Linked DNA regions of Homo sapiens: region 2 is linked to region 1. A link is a contact called in ENCODE Hi-C or POLR2A ChIA-PET data. All regions are on one chromosome and are shown on one strand. Each heading gives the region's core, a stretch centred on a gene start or an enhancer-like site at or near the end of the contact. The rest is flanking DNA. Distances are from core to core; before and after follow the strand shown.

Evidence for each region. A loop is a pair of places that touch in the nucleus more often than their neighbours do. ChIA-PET counts read pairs that join two places held with the same protein, here RNA polymerase II (POLR2A). Pooled maps may share reads with other maps.
Region 2: a loop to region 1 is called in a pooled map, with 2.9 times the contacts of the local background. The contact joins the enhancer-like site here to the promoter of TKT in region 1. A Hi-C loop is called at or near these places in 2 of 50 pooled maps. POLR2A ChIA-PET finds 5 or more read pairs at or near these places in 2 of 52 experiments (OCI-LY7 and activated T-cell).

Annotation. Positions count from the first base shown.
Region 1 is chr3:53,253,908-53,258,611 of GRCh38, forward strand. TKT (transketolase) reads right to left here and starts at 2,115. Exons shown (of 14, transcript NM_001064.4): 1 at 1,929-2,115. The coding sequence starts at 2,035. RefSeq lists silencers at 1,712-2,401, 4,666-4,704 and an enhancer at 4,666-4,704.
Region 2 is chr3:58,038,245-58,042,948 of GRCh38, forward strand. The region is part of intron 1 of FLNB (filamin B); the gene reads left to right. Among named protein-coding and RNA genes, the nearest start is that of FLNB, 32 kb to the left of the region's middle. RefSeq lists enhancers at 1-411, 1,230-1,809, 3,172-3,686, 4,202-4,704. Within about 2 kb of position 2,032, at least 9 of the 41 ENCODE cell types and tissues checked have a DNase peak (open chromatin) inside an H3K27ac peak, as active enhancers do.

The sequences.
Region 1 (4,704 bases), core at 865-3,364:
CATTCCTGACAGCATGAGCCCCAACCAGACAGTACGGAATGGCCACCAATTCCCAGCCTGGGCAAGTAACTTAACACACTAGCCTCAGTGTTCCCGTCTATAAAATGTGAATACAACACAATCTATCTCACAGGGTTATTCTCAGGATGCAACAAACGATGATGCTGTGTCATACCAGATACCTACTTGGCAGCTCAGGAACCCTGTAAACATCTGCATGTTTTATCTAGCCCTGAAAGATGCTCAGATGTGCAATACTACTTAGTTGGGTAATTGCTGCCTCTCTCCAGCTAGACCTCAGACCCCCTGAAACGGCCAAAGGTAGCAGGTCCAACAGTACCAAATAAGCAATACAAGGCCTGCAGAGCTACCGTGTGCCAGGCTGGTGAAAGGGGAGCTGAGAGTAAGCCAGGTCCCTGCCCAGGCAGGGGATACCCCACATAAGTGGTAAGACTGACACAAACCCAGGAGAGCTAACAGGTCCAAAGTGTGCAAGGCAGTGGGTGGGGGAAGGGCTTTGAAAGACATCTAATCCCTTCTGAGAACAGGGTGTCTTAGAGGCACAAAGGGTGAATGCGTATCCACCCAGAAAGGTGAACAGATTTACTTCTTAATAATATATCCTGAATGAAATTGGCCAGAAGCCAGAATCTTGTCTGTCTGAAACAGAGCTTGTTTGGGAAGGTCCCGAGAAATCATCCATCACGCAGCCCTCACAACCCTGTCATGAGCCCGGAGCACTGCTGGCACTGTGGCCTCAAAGCAGCCTCCAAGTAGAGCACTGGAGTCCTTGAAACCACCCAGCGTGGTTAAGTGCCATTACTGTCCCCGCTTTACAGAGCGGGAAGCAGGCTCTGAAGTAATTCACTGACTGACCCCCTCACCCACCCCACTGGACACCTCCAGCTGCATGCACGGTGGCCCTCATTAATTATCCCTGTCTCCGCTACAGAGGAGGCTCCTTGGGTGTCCACCTTCTGGGCCAAAAGGGCTGGCCAGGGAAGGATCTTGGGGCCTAGGCACGCCAGCTCCTGCCTGGGAGATACAGCACCTGGTGGCTGGCCCTGCCCCAGGACGTCACTCCCGGCGCTAGGGCCCTGGAACTCCGTCCTTCCGGCGCTCAGCCTTCTCAGTCTCCTTGCCCTCCGCCTCCTCCCGCCCCAGGTCAAATCTTAGACCTCCTTTTCACAATGGATCCCAGGGTTCTGCACCCACGTGCCACCGCCCTCCTCCCCTCTTCCCCCAATCAGCCCCGCCGCTGCCTGGCGTCTCAGCAGCCCCCTGCTCCAAACTCGGACCCAACCCAGGGGTGGCAGGAGACAGGGGTAGGGGAGCGTAGTCTGAGGTGGGGAGAAGGCCGGGCCCCCGAGTCTCCTGCAAGAGGAATTAAAAACAGGGTCTCTAGAGTCGGACTGCTGGGGCTCAAATCAGATCTCCCTGTGTGTAACTTTGGGTAGCTGACTAACTCGGAGCCTCCGTTTCCCCATCTGGAAGGGGGAACACTCCCGGCGGCGCCCACACAGCCAGGTGGTGGAGAGGGTTAAGAGGGCCGCGTTCTGTAGAACAGCAGTAATGGTGGCCTTCCCGGCATCACCCTAGAGGGTACTTGGCGAGTCGCGAGCCCATCCCCCGCGCCACCATGCAGCTGCGCGGCCGGCGATCCGCGTGGGGAAGAGCCGGCCTGAGGCGCACGGAGGACCAGAGGCCCACGCGGCCGAGCCCGGGCGTAGGGCGAGTGTGCGGCGCAGCGGAAGCCGCCTGCAGCCCGGGGCCCTGCGAGGCGCGCGTCTCCGCCCTCCGACGGCGCCCGGGCCACCTTCCTCGTCTAGGCATCTCGCAGCGCGACCCAGAGCCCGCGGCGACTCTGGCCGCCGCAGACGCCCCCCGCCCCGCCCGAGCCGCGTCCCCGGCCGGCGCCGCGCACTCACCCAGAGCCCGCCGCAGTGGTGGCCTGGATGGAGCTGATACGTAGGCGGTTGGCCGTGTCCTTCAAGGCCTGCAGCTTCTGCTGGTCAGGCTTGTGGTAGCTCTCCATGGTGCGGCAGGCGGGGACCGGGCGCACACGCGGACACACAGAGATAGCGGCTGCTCCCGCGGCGACAGGCGGCTGCCGAGGCCGGGCGCGGGGCGGGGGCGCGTTAAGTCGCCGGGCGGGGCGGGGCGGGGATGGGAGAGGCGGGGCAGGGGGAGGAGGCGGGGCTCGGATCACCCCAGGCCTTCAGCCCCGCCCCGCCTGGGGCCGCCTCCTGCCCGCTCCCCTCCCCTAGGCGCTGGGCCGCTGCGGACTGCGAGGTTAGCAGTTAACCACACACACCAATAATAATAACATAACGAACAACTCAGGATTCGAGTCTGGGCTCCTGACTCGAAAGCCTCTCAGTCTCCCTCCTCCACACAGTCCTCCGTGGACTTGTCACGGCGAATCCCATTTTAGAGATGGACAAACTGAGGCTTGGCAAGGGCAATCAAGGTCACAAGGCTGGTGGGTGCCAGGCTTGGCCCCAGCCGACCAACCCCAGGCCCAAGAGACTGCAGGACTTAATTTTGAGACTGAGTTTCGCTGTTGTTGCCCAGGCTGGAGTGCAATGGCATGATCTTGGCTCACCACAACCTCCGCCTCCTGAGTTCAAGCAATTCTCCTGCCTCAGCCTCCCTAGTAGCTGGGATTACAAGCATGCGCCACCACACCTAGCTAATTTTGTATTTTTAGTAGAGACGGGGTTTCTCCATGTTGGTCAGGCTGATCTTGAACTCCCGACCTCAGGTGATCCGCCTCGGCCTCCCAAAGTGCTGGGGTTACAGGGGTGAGCCACCGCACCAGGCCCTATTTCTTTTTTCTAATAATTAAAAAACTTGTTTTTTCTTTGAGACGGGGTCACCCATGGTCACCCAGGCTGGAATGCAGTGGAGTGATTACAGCTGCCTGAAGCCTCAGCCTCCTGGGCTCAAGTGATCCTTCTGCCTCAGCCTCAAAAGTAGCTGGGACCATAGGTACACACTACCACGCCCGGCTAATTTTTGTATGTTTTGTAGAGATGGGGTTTTGCCACTTTACCCAGGCAGGTCTTGAACTCCTAGGCTCAAGCCATCTGCCCTCCTCTGCCTCCCAAAGTGCCGGATTATAGGTATGAGCCACCATGCCCAGCCACTCAGGGCTTTAGAGCCCTGCACAGGGGATGGGGATTATTGAAAATGAGAATAGGATAGTGGTAGCCATGACAATGCCAGGTGATGATAACTGAGAAATTACTAGGGGAAGATCCTTTACAAATTATTAGGGCCTAGAAACACTACTGACTTTTAGGGAGATTATTGGGTTTGCTTCCAGGTCTGTAGGGACAGGGGCACCCACCACTACTGTTATCAGACCCCATGGTTCCCAGAGGTATGAAGCTCCCCAGAGTGGGATTAGGGAGGGGACTTTCATCACAGACACTGTTTCATTCAATCTGCCCACCACACTTGGCCAGTGAGGTACATACTGCCTACAATGCCTATTTTACAGAGGAAGAAGCTCCATTTGACAGAGGAAAGATAAAGGCAAGACCCTCAAACGGATGGCTGGGCAGGGAGCTAAAACCCTGAGAGATCCAAGAGGCACCAGTGGCCGCCCTGTGTCCTCTGTGTCCTCCCTGCATTGCCCATACTCAGAGAGCTCTGGCTCATGAGGCGATTGACTGAATTTGAGTGAGTCCCCCAGCTCGCCTCCAGGTGCTCCTCTGCTGGCCTGACCCCCAGATGCCCAATCAGACCCTAAGTATGGCATCCCATAGCACCTGGCTCCTGCTGGCCCAGCCCGCAGAGGCTGGCCCTATGGTGTCTGGCTGGTGAGGGCTATGGGCTAGGATTGGAGGGGGGCCCCACAGTGTGCCACCCTCAGATGCCTGGCAGGTGCCACCTCTGCCCTCAAGCTGCTCACTGTCTGGAAAAAGGGCAAACCCTTGAAACCCTTTGAAAGCTCTGTGCCTTCCAACTCTGTGGCCCTTAGAGCAGTGGCTCCCTAAGGGAGTGGACTCCATTTCCCCATCTGCCTAATGGGACTCATCCTTATCACTCTGGTCTCTGACAATGGCACAGAACTCACCATGGCTCTGGGGACCTAGGAGTAATGGAAAGAAAATTGTCCCCTCCCCACCACCTGGAGCTCCAGGGACCTCAGGGAGGCTCTCTCTCCTCCTGGTGTTCCACATGAATGGGGCCTGTGATACTATGATATGCATATACAGGCCCCTGGCTTAGAACTGCCCCCAACCCTTGTTATACCACTGGGGTGCTTTAGACCTCAGGAGCAGACCCCAGAAACAGAGTCTCTCAGGCCTTCTCCTACCTTCCTTTCACCTGCTCCTTTCTCTCCCCATGGCAGGATCTTCTCCTGCCGGTCTGTCTTGGAGCTGGCCATAAGTAAGTTCTCTCACCTACCTCGTGTAATTGTAGGTCATTAGACCCCCATGAGAAGGGGTTCTGTCCCATACCCATGAGGAGGGAAGACCAGAGTGGGTGCAGAGTGATAAGGATGAGTCCCGTTAGGCAGATGGGGAAATTGAGGCCACTCCCTTAGGGAGCCACTGTCCTAAGGGCCACAGAGTTGGATGGCACAGAGTTTTCAAAAGGTTTCAAGAGTCTGCCCTTTTACCAGACAGTGAGCTTCACAGAGAGGTCAAGAAGAGTCAGGACACACAGGTCTTGCGGGGTTTCCCCACTCAG
Region 2 (4,704 bases), core at 782-3,281, 4.8 Mb after region 1:
TCTCGAACTCCTGACCTCAGGTGATCCACCTGCCTTGGCCTCCCAAAGTGTGGGGATTACAGGCGTGAGCCACCATGCTCGGCCTGTTCTTATTGTTAAAAAGAGAGATTTGTGTGAAAGCTGCTGACGTCTTTTTGGCACCAAGTCAAGACTGAGTTAGTTCTTGTCAGAATCTGATTGTTTGTGAATTGATGGCTTTTTTTTTTTTCCTGAGTTGGGGGTCTCGCTCTGTTGCCCAGGCTGGAGTACGACCACTATAACCTCAAATTGCTGGGCTCAAGCAATCCTTCCGCCTCAGCTGCCCAAGTAGCTGGGACTACTAGGCATGCTCCACCATGCCCAGTTAATTAATTTTTTTTTTTTTTTGAGAGACAGGGTCTCACTATGTTCCCCAGGCTGGTCTCAAATTCCTGGCCTCAAGTGATCTCCTGCCTCAGCCTCCCAAAGCTCTGGGATTACAGGAGCGAGCCACTGTGCCTGGCCGGATTTTAAAGTTCTGCCCATGCACCTCCTTAGCTCTGGCAGTTACTACTTGCAGGCATCTCCTTTGTCTGCCCTGCCCCTTGTTAGGAAAGGCTGTGCTGACTGTCAGCTGGCACCCAGTGCATAGAAGAGATAGTTCTCTGTAGATGATGTTGAACAATGTGGTACTATAATCCCAACCTGTTGTATCTTTGTTTACTCTCAAAAGCAACAATTGGGCTGGGCATGGTGGCTCATGCCTGTAATCGCAGCACTTTGGGAGGCTAAGGTGGGAGGGTTGCTTGAAGTTAGTTCCTTTTTTTTTTTTTTTTTAAAAAAAAGACAAGATCTCGCTCTGTCACCCCGGCTGGAATGCAGTGGCATGATCATAGCTCACTGCAGCCTTGACCACGTGGGCTCAAGGAATGAACCATTGTGCCAGGAGTTCAACACCAGCCTGGATAACATAGCGAGACCCTGTCTCTACAGGAAAAAAAAAAAAAAAGAAGAATTGCATAAGTATCATCAGAACTGTTGAATGGAAAATCAGACTTTGTGGGTTTGGTTTGTTAATTACTTCTCGTTGGATTAGAATTTGATAGGTAAAAAAAAAAAAAAAGGTGTAGAAAAGTGATTCCAGTCTTGAGCAAATTTTTAATGGAAAACGGTGTCTTGGTTCTCTGTTCACTACAACTTGTATCTAAGGGAAAGCCTAGTGATGCAGACATTTCATTTCGTGATGGGAAAACTGATGCCCAGAGGTTCACAGCTGACCAGGGGCTAGTCTGACTGGGGGGATCTAGGTCACCACCCCCCTTGCCTTGTTTTCCCAGCTAGTGCATTTCCTACTAGACTTGACTCTACTGTAATTCAAGTTGCTGAGTAGCAAACAAGAACTACAATGACTAGAAGGAACAGAACTAGCTTTTTTGTGCTCTGAAAGTGGAAACTTATTGAGGGTTCTTTTCCTCCCAGAGAATGCAGAAGTGCCCTGATTTGCTTTTGGAAGGACACCATTCACTTTATTGCCTCTTTTCATTGTTGCCCAGAATATCACCATGATTTATTCATGGGTGGTGGGGAGGGTAGCACTAGTGTATGCTCCCAGCAAAGAGGAACATCTCACGTTGTGAAGAGATGCGCAAAACTAAGCCAGGGCAGGGTGTGGTGGCTCATGCCTGTAATCCCAGCACTTTGGGAAGCTGAGGTGGGCAGATCACCTGAGGTCAAGAGTTGAAGACCACCCTGGCCAACATGGTGAAACTCTGTCTGTACTAAAAATACAAAAATTAGCTGGGTCTGATTGCAGGTGCCTCTAATTGCAGCTACTTGGGAGGCTGAGGCAGGAGAATTTCTTGAACCTGGGAGGCAGAGGTTGCAGTGAGCTGAGACTGTGCCGTTGTACTCTAGCCTGGGCAACAAGAGCCATCTCAAAAAAAGAAGCAAGCCAGATCTTTGGGGTGCTGTGACGGCAAATCCCCCAGCGCTGGCCTCTCAGGTTCTCTTGCGGGATTAGTGTTTGTTGAATAATAAGCAATACACCCTGACCCAGCGAGCCAAAGCAAACAGGACAGTAACTGAAACTGCAGGGGAGTGTGAGTAAACAGTTACCTTCTACCCTCATGGAGCTGGCCTCTGGCCAGCAACATGATAGCTGTTTGCATCTTACTCTTATGGAGCCATTGGCCCTCTCATTAAGGTGGGGGCAGCTTCTGGTCCATGCCTGCAAGTCCTCATGGGAGTGGGTACCTGACAGGGTGTAAAGGGTAGGTCTGAGGACATGGTTTCTTTTTTTTATTGTTGTTGAGATGGAATCCTGCTCTTGTCACACAGTCTGGAGTGCAGTGGCCTGATCTCGGCTCACTGCAACCTCCGTCTCACTGGTTCAAGCGATTCTCCTGCCTAAGCCTCCTGAGTAGCTGGGACTATAGGCGCATCCTGCCATGCCTGGCTAAGTTTTGTATTTTTAGTAGAGACGGGGTTTCACCACGTTGGCCAGGCTGGTCTCGAACTCCTGACCTCAGGTGATCCACCCACCTCAGCCTCCCAAAGTGCTGGGATTACAGGCGTGAGCCACCGTCCCCAGCCAACATGGTTTCTTTAAAATATACTCCCCGCTCCATCCCATTCATGTGTGGGAGTTGAGCTGCATCTGGGTTTTTCTTTTCTCTTTTTCTGTAAATCTTTATTGTATTTTTTTTGGATCATAGAATGGATACATGTTTCTTAAAGTTTGATCATTATAGAAACTTAATTAGACTATTATTTGAGTGCTAACCATAGTGAGTGAGTGCTTACTGTGTGCTAGGTGGCTTTTTATGCCTCATGTCACTTACATGAGGTCTGAGGAACGGTGTTAATCCCGTTTTGCAGCTGAGGAAACTGAGGCTACATTTACGGTCACCTAGCTGGCAAGCAAGTGGCTGAGCCTGGAGCAGCAGCAGATCTGGGGAACTCCACAAACCAGATTTCTGTGTGGTATCCCTGTGGACACAAGGATTTAACTTGATTCTTTTTGCTTTCAGTATCACTTTATGATATTACAATGAGCTTGCAGTATTTATTTTCAGAAGAAAAGCCAGATTATTCCCATTTATGAGAGAAGCAGCCAGGTGGGCAGGGATTTCCAGCGCTGAACCAGCCAGTGTGTGCATTGTCTCTTCCCGCTGAGCGGCCCTGGTGTGCTGGGTTAGTCTGTGAGCCACAGGAAATGTTGTCAGGGCCTCTGGGCTTTTGGATGTCAGCAGGCCTTCAGTGGTGAGGAGGTTGTGGCTGGACTCAGAGGACTCCTTGCTTTTGCTGAACGACCCTCCCCACCAACCACCACCACCACCACCAGTGGGACTAGCCCATGAGCTGTAAGCCAACCTTTTCCTTCCTAACTTAATTTTCCAAAGAATAGTAACTTACCCACCACCACTGCAGTCACTGGGCCGGGAAGACAAGCACTCTTGCCTTGAATCCATGCCTTGAGCCAGTAGCCTTGACCCAGGGTAAAGCAGTTATGTGCTTGGGTCACCTGGGTCATGTTTTTGAAATTGCCTCAAGCCTACCTTACAAATCCTTCCTGGAACCCTGCTTGGCTTTTCTTTGTGGGCTTCCCTTAGGAGGGAAGCTTCCCGAGCAGCTTGTCTTGACTGTAGCCAGCTGGGTGGTCCCAGCCACAGAATTTAACTGTCAAACAGCACCAGAAGGGTTCCTCATCCAGCTGTCTTGCCCCAAGTGCCCTCTTTGCTTTCTTTTTAGAGAGTTCTGAGACTCATTAGAGAGTTTAGAGATTTTAGCATTCTTGAAGTTCTTTCTGTGGTCAGTTTGGTGAACCACTTCATTTCTAAAGTTTCTCAGTTGACCCCATTCTTCCCCAGCTTTGCATTCTCCATGAAGCCACCTGTGTTTGGTGTGTATGGGTTTTCTGCAACCTAGGTTGAACAAGTCCTCTAGAATCCTGAACAATTGGTGATTCATGCTGGCCTGGTTTTTCTAATTGGCCTGGAAATGTGGCTGTAGTGGACACAAGTGGACTTGGCCTCCTCTTTGATGCGGGTAAACTTTAGATTTGCATTAGCTCTGTTTGATTAGAGGATCTTACTGGTTTTTGTTGTTATTTATTTACCTTTTAGGAGCTTTAGTCTCTGTAGGTTTTTTTTTTTTTTTTTTTAAAGTCCGGGTCTTACTCTGTCACCCAGGCTAGGGTGCAGTGGCATGATCACAGCTCACTGCAGCCCCCACCTTCCTGGGCTCAGGTGATCCTGCCACCTTAGTTTCCTGAGTAGCTGGGACTACAGGCATGTGCCACCATGCCCAGCAAATTTATTTCTACTTTTTGAAAACAGGGTCTCACTTTGTCACCCAGGCCAGAATGCAGTAGCACGATCATGGCTCACTGCAGTCTCAACCTCCCAGGCTTAAGGGATTCTCCCACCTCAGCCTCCCAAGTAGCTGGGAGGCTACTTGGCATGCATCACAAGGCCCAGCTAATTTGTGTTTTTTCTTGTAGAGGCGGGGTTTTGCCATGTTGCCCAGGCTGGTCTCGAACTCCTGGGGTCAAGTTATACTCTCTCCTTTGCCTCCAGCCATGAGCCGTTCGTTGCGCCTGGGCTAGTCATTATAGATTTATCCCTTCTTTCATCTCATGCTACAAAAGCAGTTCTTGTATTTTTACCCGACTTGTGATTTTCTACTGGGAATGTTTGTTTGTGATGGTTAGCAGGGTGCTGAGAGGGAATTAATCCCAGGAGGCCC